Regions from separate parts of the Mus musculus genome. Here region 1 is linked to region 2. Evidence: chromatin loops called from intact Hi-C (ENCODE). Cell type or tissue: left cerebral cortex. All regions are shown on one strand. Each heading gives the region's core, and the rest is flanking DNA. Links, peaks and the distances in the headings are about the cores only.

Region 1 (5,294 bases), core at 295-5,294, 90 kb before region 2:
AGGTTAAAATTCTTTATCCTCAACAGACTAAAAACTAATTTACGGGATAACTTGGTGGGCAGGCACACTTTTGTTCAAATGACTTACGTGATCGTTAAAAATAAACACTGATGAAGGACCAGCCACCAAGTAAAGGCTCTTGCCACCAAGCCTGTTAATCTGAGTTTGATCCCTGGAACCCACGTGCTGGAGGAAAGAGCCAACTCCAAGTTATCCTGTGACCTCCTGATTTGCTGCGGTATACACACGACCCCTGTCCTCCAGTAAACAAATGCTTAAAAAAAAATTTTTTTAAAGCCCTGCTAAGGACATAGACTACCCACACCTTTAGAAACTGGAGCATCAGAATGCTTGTATCCTGGGTCTGAAAAACTTTCAGTTAAAAGACTTTCTTCCCCCAAAGCCTACATTTATCTTAAGATAATTTGCATAAAAATAGCTAAAAACAAATATCTCTGCCCTCTCAAGGTTTTGAAACCAGGACCACCCTACTACTAGTGCTTTCTCCACAGACATAGATTATCTTCCACGATTCCTACTTTTTTAAGGGTAAATGCATAAGTTTCCCAAGGTAAGAGCCAATCCCTCACCTAGGATATCCTCAGTGGCCCAGAGGCCAGACCAGACTGAGAGCTCAAGAATGTCCCCTGAACCAATCCCTACAAGGTTTCACCATAGACTTCTCTAGCTTAGCCCAGAAAGTTCAGATGGCTTTAGTCCCCCTAAATGCAGTTAATACTAAGGATTATCCTATTTAAAGAAAAAAATCTTAAATGTATTTCTTTAGTGTGTGCGAGCATGTGTGTGCACATCCACGTGTCAGATGACCACTTTTGAGAGCTGGTTCTCTTTACCATGTGGGTCTCAGGGATCAAACTTGGGCCTTCAGGCTTGGCGGTAGGGGCCTACCCATTGACCTACTTTCAAGTGATTCTCCCTTCTGAACAGAATCTTTAGATTGGCCACAGCCAACACTCATGCTCCATACCCATTTACCATCACTTTATAACAGCACCACTTAATGAATGGGAACCTGGCAAAGAGCCAGCCCACCATTTTCAGGAGGCACAGCCAGGGATTTTAAAACCGCCCCCAGGCAGAACTCCCCAACTCGACATATCTCTACTTGCAAAGTTATTTTAACCATGATCGCTCTTGCTCTGCTCTGTAGTCTTGGAAATTCTAACAACAGGCTCCCACCACCACCATATATTCTTAGACAACAAATGATAAATTGGAGCTTATCATCATATATGTTTGGATATGGGGGGAATGCTGGCAATCTGCATTGTCATTGAGTCCCTGCAATGACCAACAGCTACTATCTGTGGCACATTTTGGGGTCTCAAGGGATTGAATTCAGGGCCTGGCATAGGCTGGTTGTACACCCTGCCACCAAGCCCCAGTACTCTATGGAACACTTAGAGTAGGAAAGAGGACTACAACCCTGACACAATCCAAGCTGTCCCCTGCAGCAAAAACAAAATGGTCGGGGTCACAGAGAAGTCACAGACAGCCACAGAGAACCAAGAAAGCTGGGGGTTTTCGTCAGGGGCTCTTTCATGCGCTTGTTAGCTTTCCCCTGTACATAGAGGAGGCCATCTTCTCCTCTTAAAGAAGTGAGAATGTACCAAACCAGGCTCAGAAATCTAGAGGTGGGTGAGGACAGGTACCCCACACCATTCTTGACACAACCCACCCCCACTTCTGGAAGTCAGCCAAAGGAACAAGCAAAGTAATGTCACGGGAGTGTTGTTTTAATACAGTCTGTGCCAAGCAACATCATAATCTCCAAGTTTGTCCTATCTTTAATAGGCAATATTCAAAATTAAAAAACATAACAACTCTGCAGTCATAAAACAGGCCAGCCACACTTTTGAAGAGACTGAAAAATGAGAAGCCATGAATTATCTTCTTTGAAAAGCAGCCATTTCAAAAGGTTTTCTTTAATATCATAAAATATTCTCATGGACAAGTGAGCTAGCAAACACACATGCACCAATGTGCCTCTGATGAGAGTACCCACCTACCCCACCCCCAAGTGGGCATGAAATTAGAGAAATGAATACAGCAGACAGAACAGGTAGGAGGAAAAAACTTCAGTAAAAAGAATGGAATATAACTTTGTGCTTGGTTATTTTCCTATGTCACAACAAAAACATTTCGGTGCAAATAGTTAATTTTTCCTCTTTTCCATTTAAGACTGGTGGAGAAAAAAATACTTTTTTTTTTATAATAAAATATGTAGTTTTTTGTTTGTTTTTTTTTTTCTTTTTAAAATTTTTTTTTAACGTAACTTTTTTTTTATCCTTTTTTGCAGAAAATAATTTTGTAAACTGTCACTTTGTGGGCAGGGAGGCTTGATGCCGCCTGGGTCGGAGCTCTGCCCCCTTGGTGGCTGAGCTGAAAATAATGAACCCAGCCAGCCAGACTGGGCGGAGGAGGAGGAGGAGCAGGGTGGGGCGCACGCGCAGAAGGCCGGGGGTGGGGGGGTGGTGGAGGGAGGCAGGGGCGGGTTAGAGGTCGCTCTCGCCATACAGTGCCGTGGAGAAGGACATGTAGTCTAAAGCACCGGGCACGGAGTCGGGGCCCGCGTAGGGGGCCATTCTTGCGATGCAGTACTCGGCTTGGTCAGGGGGCAGCTCACGGCGCAGCTCATCCTCTGTGATGTAATTCTGCGGAGAAAGCATGGTCAGGGTCGGAAACCTCGGCAGCGGCCGGAAAGCAACGCGGCGTTGCCGCAACTATTAGGTCGTAAACTTGCCGGGAATGTTAAGTACCCGTGTTCTAATTTCCTCGCTCTACTTGATCTGTAGAATACGTGCGTGCATACATATAACAGAGACATCCGTGTGTATGTACATATATATATTTAAGTGCATATTATATATTTACAAGTAATATATCACTTGTATATGGTATTTTAAACACGTCACGTTTTCCATTTTAGTATCTACTTCAACTTCCTTCCAAACCTATTTCACTCGGACTTTTTCATTCATCCTACCGATTTACAGTAACCACCCACTGTCTCAGCGTCAGCACATCCTACCTTATCTCCAGCCAGGATCTTGAAGGAAGCCATGACCTGATCTGCAGTATCAGTATCTGCCGTCTCTCGGGACATAAAGTCGATGAAGGCCTGGAACGTCACTACCCCCAAGCGGTTGGGGTCTACAATGCTCATGATTCGGGCAAACTCTGCCTCTCCCTGGAGGAGACAACCAACCCACACCTGTCACCCTAACGGCCTACTGGGGCATCTCAAGTGTACCTCCAGCTCCAAGTTGCCTATGGTTGGAACAGGAGGCACAACAGACATCTGATCTGGCTTGGGTTGCCCCAGGGTGAGAAAGTGACCCAAACGTTGTGAGTCTCAGGACTTCCCACCCCCTGCAGAGCTCTGGGTTTCACTTACAGAAAATGATGGGTAGTATTAATTATAATGACGATAACTTCAACAATGGCTAACTAACACTCATACAGCATGTATTATATAGGCCAGCTAATATTCTAAATTCATCTTATCATCACAACTGAATAAAATCATAGTATTCCCATTGTATGGGAAATCTGAGGCCCAGACAGGGTAAGTGACTTACCCAAGGTCACATGGCTAGGAGGTAGGGAGCTAGGATTAGGACGCAGGCAGTCTAGCTCCAACATATGCTGTTTCCTTAACATGACAAGTGTGCCAGACAAGTACGCAGTCCTTGTGATCACTTTATTTAACTCTTACAACCACGTTGTGAGGTTTCCTCACTACATCTGAGACCACAAGCTTTGATAGCAATGTGGAATTTACGGAGTATACTTCTAGTCTAGCCTTTAACCCTGCTGGGCATCCCATGGGCTCTGTACTTGGTTCAGTGGACACCTGTCTATCCAGCTAAGGTCCTATCCAGCTCAGCTGGATGCAGAGGGGACAAAACAAGGTTAGCGAGAGGCCTGGGTCAAGACCGAGTGGTGGCAGGTCTGGATGGAGCTACTACCAGGGCAGAAGTATAAACCACCATTGTCATGTAAGACAAAGTAGAATTATCATTCTATAAACCTTGGGGTTGGCCGTCCACAGCTGGTGTTCACTGTGGGAGTGAAAAAGCCCTTTCTCCACAGAAAGTACCATAAGATAAACTGGTTCAGAGACCATGATGAGGAGGCTAAGCCTCCCAGCCACACCCTGGCCCCATGGGTGGTCTGGTTTTCAGGTGCCATCTTCCCCAAGGATGGCCATAAGGGACTCCCCCGAGGAGGGCAGTTCTAACCTAAGAGCCTTTGTCCACCATTACTAAGACTTAGCTTCTCCAGTCAGGTGGCTGCCTCCCGGCCAAGGCAACTTTAGAAAGCCTGGCAGGCGGAGGAGGGGGTTTACGTTACCATGTTGTAACCCATGGAGATAAGGCAGGCGCGGAAATCGTCTGTGTCCATCATGCCCGTCTTCTTCTGTAGGGCAGTGGCGCCAAGACACAGGAGGGACAGACAGGTGGGAGGAGGAGGGGCCAGCCAGAGGCCAGGAAGACAGTGGAAAGGAATGACCCAGTTTATGGTACGAAGAATAGGAGTAGCCGAAGAATGTAGGAGGAACATGTTGAAGGAGGTCAGAGCAAAGAAATGCAGAAGTCCAGTCCACAGATGAGATGTGGCGAGGGAGAGGAGGCGGACACCCAAGCAGGTTCCCAGGAAAGATAGCCGAAGGCAGAGGTCAGAAGTCAGAGGAACCGGACAGTGGGCAGGCAGGGAGAGCAGAAGAGGATGAGCCCCGTGGCCCACAGGAAGGGGGACAGGGAGAGTCAGACAGAGAGAGAAGAAAAAAAGGAGAAATGCGTTATTTCTCGCCCCGGAGGCCACCCTTGAGCGTGCTCCATGCAGGAGGCGAGTACCTGGGGGTCGTTGCCAATATCATAACCCAAGCTGATGAGGCAGGCTTTGAACTCTTCGGGACCCAACGTGCCGGAGTGATCCTGGGGCCGTGGTGCGCCAGGCAGCGAGCCATGCGGTGCCAGGGAAGAGGAGGCCGTGAGGGGGGTGGGGGAGGGTGGGCCATGCCCCGGGGTGGAAGGTGGTGTGTGTGGGGAGACACGGGGACAAAGGCATGCGGATGGATGGAGAGGGTGGAGGGGAAGGGTGGGGGAAACGGGAAATAAAAATGCACACAGTTAGACACACAGACAAGGCTCCAGAAGGGGGCCCTGTCCCTGGAACACAGTCCTGCTCGGGAAAGCAGGGCCAGAGGGGGAACATGATGAGCCACAAGGGTGAGAAGCTCCCAGAAGTGCCCCAGGTGACCTGATGTC
Region 2 (5,357 bases), core at 1-5,000:
GCGGGGCAGAAACGCATTAGGTTCACAGGTAAGGAAACAACAGAGAGATCTGCTCTGTCTCACTCAACGTCCCACTTCTAACACCTAGAACTCAGCCTGGCTCACAGTCAGTATTCACAGTGCATTTGCCAAACTCTAGCTAGGAAAAGCTCAGAGCTGGAGAGATGGCCCAGTCACAAAGGGGCTTTCTGCACAGGTATTAAGTATCTAAATTCAATCTCTAGCACCCACATAAGTTGGGTACAGAGGCACAGGCCTGTAAGCTTGGCACTAGGCGGGGCAGAGAGACAGGTAAATCCCTGGAGTTTGTTAGCCAGTCAGACTGAGTCAAGAGCTTCAGATTCCATGAGATAGACCTCCCCACCCCCCACACACACCCCACACATCCCACACACACCCAGTTTTCAAAAACAAAATGGAGAGTTGGCCAGGTTGGAGGCAGAGGCACACGGTGTCTCTGAGTTCAAAGCCAGCCTGTTCTATGTTGCAGAGTTCCAGACCAGCCAGGGCAGGGCATAGAATGACTCTATCTCAATAAATAATGTAGAGAGTGACTCAGGAAGACACCAAACATCAATCTCTAGCCACCACATAGGCATACCCACACATACACCACACACAGAGAGAGGAGAGAGAAGGAAGTGACTTGCCCACAGTCTCGCAAACAGCTATGCTGCACCGGGGCTAAAATCAGGCTGTCCTCTGCCTCTCATGGCTCCCACCGCACCGTGTCACCTCAATTCTCCTCTGCCTCCTCTGGCCCTGTTCACTCATAGGCGGTGGTCCCATATAACACCCACCCTACTCGGTAGGAAGAACAGCAAACCCTACGTGGTGCTGGCTTTACACCTTAAGAAATGTCCTATCATTCTGCTAAGCACTACTCAGGTGAGGAAACGTATGCTCACAGAAGGCAACTGAGAATGAACGGCCAATGGCCACAATCTTGAACCAGGTTTTCCAGTCAAAAACAGAGGGCCTTCTGCCAGGCTGCCACTATTAACCTAAGCTAATGTAGATTCCCTGATTATCCCAAAACCTACTGGCTTGGGATGCCAGACTTAGTTCTCTATCCTTCCTCCAGCTGCTTCCAGTGCGCTGTACACCCGCCCTCGGCCCAGGCTACTTCTCTCTTAACCGGCCTACTCATCCTCACATGTGTCTAGCTCACAGGGCTGCTGGGATCTCCAAGATAAAATGGGTACCATGCTGCCCACATTAGCCAACATCAGCCTACATATATTACATATGCCCGGAGATGATGACCAAATTCCCCCGGCGTCTGTTCCTACCAAGTTTGTGTTCTGGGAGGCTATCATTTTCTCTCCAACTCTATTGAATATGTTTGTCCAGCCATTCATTCTTTAATACTGAGTGAGCATATCGGCCCAAGGCTCAGTATCTTCAACAACTCCATCACTCCTGTCTCTTCCAGCACAAAGGTGGACTCCTGGAAGGGACTTCTATTCTCCATAGAAGAGCCTAAGATTTCCACCATTCTAATCCTAACCCCTTCTTAAGAAAGATTTTTTTTTAAAACTCTGGAGAAATGGCTCATCCGTTAAGAGCATCAGCTGCGCTTTCCAGGGACCCAGGTTCAATTCTCAGTACCCACGTAGCAACTCATAACTGCCTGTAACTCCAGTTCCAGAAGATCTGACACCCTCACAGGGACATACATGCTGGCAAAACATCAATGCACACTTTAAAAAAAAAAAAGTCACTTTAAGAAACTTTTTTTTTTTTGACAGAAAGAAGCAGGGGAAGGAGGGCATCTCTCGTCCTCCCTGGAAATCTCCAAACTTCTCACTCAGTTTTCTCTTCCATCAACAGTCCCAGGAAATAAATTCGAGAGTGAAGAAGGGGGAAAGACCCTCAGCCCTCAGTCCTTCCAGAAAAGGGGGGGGGGGGCTGACAGGAAGAGGGCGGTGTCTGTAAGCTACTAATACATTACAAAGAAGTCAGTTCAAAGCCAAGAGACGCTCTTAAGTTGCTGTTGCAGTAAGAGACAGGGGCAGGGCCCCAGGTTGCCTGTTTAAGGAAGCCCATTGTGGTGTGTTTTAAATTACCTCTGCTGGTCTGATGAAGTGAGCAAAAGGGCACCGTTTCAGGGCTTAGGATTCCTGAGTGAGCTAATACAGGATGCCTTTAGCTGGGGGAAAAAAAAAACCTTCAGCCGGCTCACTAAACTCCCCCCCTTTTAAGTTTAAAAAAGGGAATGAATGTTACCATTTTTGGACATGAGCATTCTCCCTCAAGCCCAGCCCTAACCGCACTATCCAGAGGGACGCGCCATCCTGTACACCCCCCCCCCCATTCCCAGATCACGAAGTGGGGGGGGGGGGACTGAACGGGAGTTGGGTGTTGGGGGGTCAGGGTACGTGGCCGCCTAAGGAACGCGCTCTCTGCTCAGGCAGGAAGCCGTGACAGGGTTAATGTCTCCCCCTCCCCAAGCAAGAGAGGTTTCTGACCTCTTCCTGCCTATAGCCATTACGCTCCGGACCCATCGCCAATTTCTCAGCTCAGACGGGGCAGCATATCCCGAACCTTGCTGATGGCGACTAGGATACAGGGCCGTGGATCCTCGGAGAACAACCCCAAATATCTCCTGAGACTGTCTCTCCACCAGGAGCCCAACTAGAGCCAAGCTACTCAAACTCGCGTTTCGCCAGCAAAAGAACCGGGCAGAACACAGATGTGAGGGTTTGCAGCCACCAGTTCACTGAGTTAGCAATAAAACCGTTCACCGTCCTGACCCCGCCCCCACAAGGCCCTGAGGAGCCCGCGAACGACCCCCGATTCTCAGCTCCAGCCGCACTCCGGAACGTCCACTTCCAGGTAGATCCCGAGGAGGTCGCCAAACCCTCCGACACCGGCTCTGCCCACTGTCTGCAGACCCAGCTCGGGGCGCAGTAGTCGGGGCAGCTTGCCCCTATGGTACAGAGCCCCAGGGGCGGCCCAGGAAGCGTGCTGCCACCGCACGCCATATGGAGGCGCCAGGAAAAAGAAGGAAGGAGAAAATCGATCCCGAGTAAGCAGCCATGGAGCCTAAGTCTCAGCCCCAGCCTCTGGAGCATCGCCCCCGCGCCTTGCCCACGGGGAGACAGTTTCGGCTGCACCGGGGTGGCCCGGACCACCCGCTCTGAGGCGATTTGCCCTCCGGCGGCGCCACCTCCCCGCGCCGCGGCGAACTGTTCGCGGGCTCCAGGGCAGGGGTGCTCCGCTCTCCCGCCCGGTGCCTGTAACTCAATACCCCACCTCGCAGTGGCCGCGATGTCCCCGCCTCCGCTCTTGCGCGCCGGGAATTGGTTTCCAACCCGGAGCCCAGGAGTGCAGCGGCCAGAGCGGATCAGGGCTCAGGGCTGTAGCGGGTGGGGGTGGCTGCTAACCTTCCTCTGCTGCTTCTCCCAGGCCGGATCCAGGAGCAGGTCCCGATCCCAGTCCTCTTCAGGCTGCATGTAGTCGTTGGTCTGCTGGGAATCATAATGGTCCATGATGGTGCGTGCGTGCTAGGAGCTGGATTTCTTCCTCCACCTTCTCTCCAGGCGACGGCGGCTGCTGCCCGGGTGTGGGGAGGGTGTCGGCAGGGCTGGGCTGGGCTGGGCTGGGCCGGGCTGGGCTGGGCTGGGCTGGCGGGGCCGGGCTCGCTCCCCTGCGCCCGCTTCCGCCGCGGCTCTGTTCGCAGAGGCTGCTGCTGCCGGCGGCGGCTGGAGCTCGCGGACTGCCTTCCTGGGGCGCGCGCTCGGACCTAATCTCCACGCACACTGCTCTCAGTGAACACTCGCGCTGCGGGAGCAGAGGCGGGCGGGGGCGGGGAGAAGGGGCAGAGCCCTCCCGAGGTTCTCCATTGGCCAGGCCGAGTTGCCCAAACTTCCCCCCAGCGCCTCTCATTGGGAATTCCTGGCATCCGTCAGGCGGGTCTCTGTGCATATAGGTGGACTGGGCGGCCCCCTCCGGGCGCGCACGCCACCGCCCACTCCCTGGGTTCCCACTCCCCCGCAGCTCATGTGACACCACCTTAAGCTGAACCGGAGTGGAGCCTGGGGACGCCTCCCAGAGCTCGGGGACCAAATGGCACTGTGCTCCGGAGCCCGAGGAGTCGCTGAGGATTGGTCCCGTTCCCTGCCGGCGGGAAGGCCCAGAACTCCGGCGCACCGGTGTTCCTGCGGTCCCACGCAAGCTACAAACCCCAGCAGGGCGCGGGGAAACCCAAGGCATATTTCGTTTTCTCTTTCTCGGGGAAACTAGGTTGGGACAAGTCGGCACCCTGGAAAGGGGTTGGGAGGGCCCACAGTAGAAAGGAATTTCCTGATTCCACCACTGCTCCCGCCCCGCCCCTCGGGACCAGGCTGATCCCTGTCCTTCTAGAGCCAGATTTGTGGCTAGCTGGCATTTCTCAGCCCACTGAGTTTCCCGCCTCGCCAAGGATCCTTGGGTACTTCTCTAGGGTTCCGTGCACTGGCCCGCTGCGGACTTCTTGTGTGGCAGCTTGGCTGTCCGGCTTCCCAGGTTCCTTGGCAGGTATTCCCCGGTGGACTAACACAGCTGAAGCTACCTTCTGGAGACTAGTTTCCTCCTTCCCCACTTTTACAGCTTCCCTACCTACACTTTGCTGAAACTAGGAAGAGCCCTAAAATGGTCTACCTGTATCATAAACCTAGCAGATGCATACACCTAATAGATGGAGAAACTGAGACTCAAAGAGCAGAGCTAGACAAGAGACTTAACCAGCATGGACTCTACAGGCCCATTTTGTGTGTAACCTTGTGCCTGACAAAACCTTATTATCCTTGGAGGAGGAAGAAACAGCGCAAGACTAACTAAACTGCTTGGTGCTAGCGGTACTCCCTGGGCTCAGTAAAGGAGGGTGGAAATGTGTTGGTCCAGCACTGTTGCATTCTGGGAAGAAGCCGCCCGGATTCCTAGTGGTCTTTTGAGGGACTCTGAGTATGAAAATCAGTAACAAGGAAACCTGCAGTTGGTTTTGCATTCTGGTGTGGACAACAGATACATCCCTCTTGTACCAGTAGGGCTTAATTTATACAGGCATCCCTTAATACTCGGGACTCATTTCAGAACCACTGCAGATACCAGAATCTGCAAGAGCTTATGCCTCACATGTATAGAACAGCACAAAATTGATTGATATGTAACCTACTTACAGCCACTGTACACTTTAAATCATTCCCAAATAGAAAAGCCATGTGACTCGGGAACTGGAGAGATGGATCAGCGTTTAAGAGCACTGACTGCTCTTTCAGAGGAAAGGACCCGGGTTCAATTCCCAGCACCCACATGGCAGCTCAGTCCTATCTGTAACTCCAGTTCCAGGGCTTCTAATACTATCACACAGATGT

The links. Hi-C counts contacts between places; a loop is a spot of excess contacts. Peaks named below come from ENCODE experiments on the same cell type or tissue, not always from the same donor. Only the 100,000 strongest peaks of a DNase experiment are listed, where the experiment ranks them.
Region 1: a loop joins it to region 2, with 2.6 times the contacts of the local background. A loop is called at or near these places in 1 of 42 quality-filtered maps.

The regions. Positions count from the first base shown.
Region 1 is chr12:80,165,806-80,171,099 of GRCm38, forward strand. It overlaps Actn1 (actinin, alpha 1), which reads right to left. Exons shown (of 21, transcript NM_134156.3): 19 at 4,881-4,961; 20 at 3,053-3,211; 21 at 1,737-2,675. The coding sequence ends at 2,517. Among named protein-coding and RNA genes, the nearest start is that of 2310015A10Rik, 36 kb to the left of the region's middle. In left cerebral cortex, for the core only: CTCF peaks have their summits at 2,385 and 2,632; DNase peaks (open chromatin) are centred at 1,079, 2,479, 2,669 and 3,045; H3K4me3 peaks cover 1,080 bases; H3K27ac peaks cover 1,109 bases.
Region 2 is chr12:80,256,598-80,261,954 of GRCm38, forward strand. It overlaps Actn1 (actinin, alpha 1), which reads right to left and starts at 3,766. Exons shown (of 21, transcript NM_134156.3): 1 at 3,390-3,766. The coding sequence starts at 3,494. In left cerebral cortex, for the core only: CTCF peaks have their summits at 2,968 and 4,024; DNase peaks (open chromatin) are centred at 1,159, 2,200, 3,039, 3,258 and 1 more place; H3K4me3 peaks cover 3,810 bases; H3K27ac peaks cover 2,329 bases.